Regions from separate parts of the Mus musculus genome. Here region 2 is linked to region 1. The links are chromatin loops, found by intact Hi-C in ENCODE. Cell type or tissue: heart. All regions are shown on one strand.

Region 1 (2,500 bases):
CTGCCTCCCAGTGCTGGGATTAAAGGCGTGCGCCACCACGCCCGGCTTAGCCAAAGCTTTATGTTTTAGCTCTAAACTCCCACCTCTGTCTCTCAGAGAGACCCCACAACCCCAGTTTCCTTAGTCTAAACTTTTCCTTCCCCCTTGTGCCCACAAGCCAGGGTCTCTGTTTATCTGTTTAGGCTAGGGACAAGACTGGAATAAGACTGTCTGAGTACTTCTAAGAGCCCTGGACCAGCCTCAGAAGAAAGCCCTGTAGGGAAATGCTGCCACCTGACTTCACTGCTATACCTCTAGTGAGTAGAAGAAACCAGCTGTAGTTCATGGTTCAGCTCTGACACTGTATGCAGAAGTCAGTAGTAGCTCTCCCCTCCCTTCTAGCTTCCCCAAACCTCTCCTTGCTATAAGCCTTAGTTGAGTACAGAGAAAAATGCTGGGCCAAGTTAGGGCCACTCACAATCACAGCACTCAGCCCCTTCTAACTCCTCCTTCTACACAGGCCAGGCCAGCCTGTATCCTGTGCCAGGCTGAGTACTTCCCTCCCCGGGGCCAACTCTAAGATTGCTTCAGTGGAGGCCCCTGCTTTCCCTTCCTGTACAGCAAGGCTCAGGATCGTCTTTCCTGGGAGATGGAAGGCAGGACAGGCCTGGCAGAGATAAGACCCAGCCATATGCCTTCCTACCTTCAGCAAACAGGAAACCTCCCTCCTCTTTGCCTGGTCTTCAGAAATTGCCTCCCTGCCCCCAGAAAGCTGCTTTGCCATGTCTCCCCTCATTTGGCCTCAAAAGAGAGAATAAAGTTCCAGCTGGTCAGCATCTCCCTCCAGAGGAAGACAGCTGGGGAGTGGATGGCCCACTGCCTGCCAGGCCAAAGAGGCCCTTTTGGAGTGGGGGATGGGGGAAGGGGGTAGAGCAGTCTATAATCCTCTGCCCTAAGGCCCTCCCTTGCCCTGTGCCTCCAAATAGCTTGGAGTGGGAGAAGTTTCAGGCTACAGTTTAGGAAGCTACTTCCTTCAAGAAACCTTTAGAGTCCCTAGCCGACCCTGTCTCTCCACTGTGCCCTTTGGTGCCACCTGCTGGAGCAACATAGCTTTTCTGCACTTGGGCTGGCAGGCTGTGTATAACCAGGTACTTGTGCCAAATGGCCTATCTGCAGCCCCCACCAAGGAGCCTCATTTGTTGCTAGTGACATTATCTGTACTAAACTACATCTAGTTCCAAGGAACCCCACCCAGGGCTGAAAATGAACAGAAGTCTCTGCTATGACCTTTTCTACTTAGCACATTACCCCTTAAGCCTCAAGTTCCCCTTTGCAACCAGAATGAATGAGATGTGGACTACAGAAGAGTTAGTGAGGCTCTGACCATCTCCTCATTAAAATCCTGACCCTCCTCAAAGGCCCAGTTGAGTTATCCTATTTGATCTGAGCCTTTGGAATCCTGAAGGGTCCCTCATAGTCATGCTTTTTCCTAGGTCAGAAAGAACAGGGTCAGTGCTGGCTTCCTTTCCATCCTAAAGAGCAATAAGGGAACAACCCACAGCAGCCCGAGAGCCTCATTGGGAACAGTCAGGATAAGAAGGCCTGAGGAAACCCAGTGACCACTCTAGGACAATGAAGGGCCAACGTGAGGCAACATGGCCTCACTTAGGAGGTAAGAGATGCTTTGGGGACCCACTAGACATGTGAGACCATGTCCTGGGACAAAGGTTCCTTCCAGGTGTCCACTTCCACTGATGGTCATTCTCCCAGATAGTACAGGTTAAACCACACAATTTCTGCCAGTGGACACGTAGGCTACAGGCAATTGTTATACACCAGGGATGGCCCTTGCTTGAGACCTGCTTCATTTAAAAACAATGGCACTTAGGGGCCACCTGAAGATGTCCCAGAGACCAAGTTGACCCTCTACAAACAACTTTCCCAACTTCTCTTCCAAGGTTAGGGGGTTCTCCTGTGAGAAAATACCATGAAATGGGCCAAGTAAAAGTATCCTTCATGGCTAAAGAACCCTGAATGCAGGTTCTATCACAAGTTACAGGGCAAGTTAGGCCTGGTAACAGCCCTCATTTTAGCAGCATATTAAATGTGTTAGGATTGTGAATGTTGAGTAGGTCACCTAAAACTACACGCTGAGAGTCTACTTCACACAGACTGCCTGCTCTGTGGCAGGCACACAACCACCCCTGTTGTCACTGTCTGCCCCTCAGCACCACTCACTCTGCATCTGTGTAGTGCCCTCCTGGCCTGGCTCTGGACTCAGCCAAAGTTTTTTTCAGTCTAGATTCCCATCCTTATTAGTTCTTCCCTCAAACACCCACCTTCCTTCCTTCCTTCCTTCCTTCCTTCCTTCCTTCCTTCCTTTCTTCCTTTCTTTCTTCCTTTCTTTCTTTCTTCCTTTCTTTTTTTTTTTTTCCCGAGACAGGGTTTCTCTGTGTAGCCCTGGCTGTCCTGGAACTCACTTTGTAGACCAGGCTGGTCTTGAACTCAGAAATTTGCCTGC
Region 2 (2,500 bases), 170 kb before region 1:
AAAAAAAAATCCTAGCTGGGAGGATTCCCTTGATTTTTATTTGTATTTGTTTATTTTGAGACAAGGTCTCATTATGTAACCCAGGCTTGCCCAGCTGGCCTCAAACCCACAATCCTCCTGACCCTGCCTCCAAGTCCTGGAAGTAAGGTGTGTGCTACCTCATCCAGCCCCTTTGCAGCAGTTTTGTGCAAGTAAAGATGCAGCATAGACCACACTTTACATTCAGTTAATAAGTCCCTTCTAAAGTACTTCAGGCTACACTGTCCAAACATCAAGCCATCCAGCTCCCTAGAGAGGGACAGGAAGACCAAGGTCTGACCAAGAACTTCAGCAATAGTCCCCTGCATTGCTTTAAAAAGCCCGGATAAAAGAATTTCCAAAATATCTTCTCTGCATCAGCCACACGGTGTCTTTCCAACATTGCTCCTTCTGTTACAATGCATGATCAGAAGAACCTGTTCCCAGAGGCTGGACGTTCAGTGAAGGCTTTAAGTTCTTTCAGAGAGACCTTAAGATGGCTCTCATTCCGTTGGGATCTATGGAAGAAGCAATCCAGGCCCTTATTGAACTTCACAATCATGGTCTTGGAGAAAATGGCCACCTCAGAGTTTCCTTCTCAAAAATCCACCATCTGATCTTTCTGTGAATTTTTCTCCTCATACTGGACCATCATTTCTGTAAAATCTTCAGGCACAGCCTGAAGCAGTACAAGACCAATTCTATCTCTTTCACAAAGTAACTCTTTGGGAGTTTGATATTCAAGTACATTCAAAACAAAAGATATTCCTTTTTTTCCCTCTCATTTTCCCCAACAGTGTATGATCAAAAGTTTGCTGTGCCTTTGTATTGTGGTTTCTATGAAAATAACTTTTAGGGAAAAAAATCAGGAAAATATTTCTTAAATAATTTAATTCCCTGAATCAGATTTCAAAAGGACAGATTTCTTTCTGTCTGGGTCCAGATCAGCTTTACATGACTTCTAAACTCCTCTGTACTTTGAGAAATTTAAATATACATACTTACAATTTCTTGATGTAATTTAAATCACCTACAAATCAAGGGTTTTTTCTTAACTTTATGATTCAGAAGTTTCCCTGTAGAAAATGACATTCATTCACTTATAAAAATTATACCAGGTTTATAAGGTGGTGGTGCCAGGTGGTGGTAGTGGCACACACCTTTAATTTCAGTGCTCAGGAGGCAGAGACAGGTGAGTCTCTAAGTTCAAGGTCAACCCGGTCTACAGAGCGAGTTCCAGGACAGCCAGCCCTACACAGAGAAACCCTATCTGAAAAAAACAAAACAAAATAAAACAAAAGAATGTGGTGGGATAGTAAGTTTGCTCCATGGCTGAAGAGATGGCTCAGCAGTTAAAGGCTAGGCTCACAACCAAAACATAAAAAATTTGCTCCAAAGGGGACTTCAGTGAAGTCCAGAATCTTCTCTTTTTTAATTAATGTATTTATTATGTATACAGCATTCTACCTGTACATATGCCTGCGGCCAGAAGAGGGCACTAGATCTCCTTATAGATGGTTGTGAGCCACCATGTGCTTGTCGGGGGAATTGAACTCAGGAACTCTGGGTGAGCAGCCAGTGCTCTTCACCACTGAGCCATCTCTCCAGTCCCCATCTGGAGACATTTTAAAGATTTATTTTAACAAGTGTAGTGAGTGTGTCTGTCTATTCCATGTATTTGTGGATGCTGTCAGGGGCTAGAAGAGGGCAGGGAATGCCCTCGAGCTAGAGTTGCAGGCGGTTGTAAGCTGCCTGACCTGGTCCTGGAAACGGAACTGAGTCTTCTGCAAGAACAGCAAGTGCTCTTGACCTCTGAGCCACCTCTCCAGTCCCAAGTGGAGTTGTCACAGTTGTTGTCACAGCTCAGTAGGGTGTCTCACTGCTTGGTCAGAATGAGCCTTAGCAAGATCCGGTCTCTGAGCTGCTGCTGCTAACTGAGGGTGATCAGAGACAAGGCATCCTTCTTGTTTGGTTTTCCTGAGCTGTAGTTAATTACCATTTGTTCAGTATGTACCTGTGGACAGCGGTTCTGTGTGCAACTCTCTGCTAGTGCTAGGACACAAGACAACCAAAGCAGTCCGATGCTTCCTCCCAGGGAGACATTTATTGAGTACAGCACAGATGAGTGCAATATGGTGACCTCGGGTACATTTGAGGATTCCCCTGCATTGACAATAAACTCATGTGTACTCTCTCTGCGTTCCCAGGAAGCCTTGAGGTGTGTCCAAGCCCACGCATCATTCCCCCATCCCCAACCTGTGCAGAGAAGGAGTTACCCTGGAAGAGTGGGCAGGGAGACCTGGCTGTGTATGTGTCTTCAGAAACAACCAAGATCGTGCCTGTGGACATGCAGACAGGCTGGAACCAGAGCATCTCGTCCCTGGAGAGCCTGGCATCCCCTCCCTGCACCCAGCCCCCGACTTTAACCCGCTTACCCCCCCACCCTCTGGTCACTGAAGAGCCCCAGGTTCCTATTGACCTG

The links. Peaks named below come from ENCODE experiments on the same cell type or tissue, not always from the same donor. Only the 100,000 strongest peaks of a DNase experiment are listed, where the experiment ranks them.
Region 2: it touches region 1 in a loop (2.7-fold over the local background); 1 of 42 quality-filtered maps calls a loop at or near these places.

Annotation. Positions count from the first base shown.
Region 1 is chr8:105,533,099-105,535,598 of GRCm38, forward strand. All of the region lies in intron 2 of Atp6v0d1 (ATPase, H+ transporting, lysosomal V0 subunit D1), which reads right to left. Among named protein-coding and RNA genes, the nearest start is that of Hsd11b2, 16 kb to the left of the region's middle. In heart, a CTCF peak has its summit at 1,078 (motif pointing left); a DNase peak (open chromatin) is centred at 1,033; H3K27ac peaks cover 1,181 bases.
Region 2 is chr8:105,365,781-105,368,280 of GRCm38, forward strand. Slc9a5 (solute carrier family 9 (sodium/hydrogen exchanger), member 5) reads left to right here. Exons shown (of 16, transcript NM_001081332.1): 16 at 2,226-2,500. Among named protein-coding and RNA genes, the nearest start is that of Plekhg4, 6.2 kb to the right of the region's middle. In heart, a CTCF peak has its summit at 1,492 (motif pointing right); no DNase peak of the experiment used is centred here.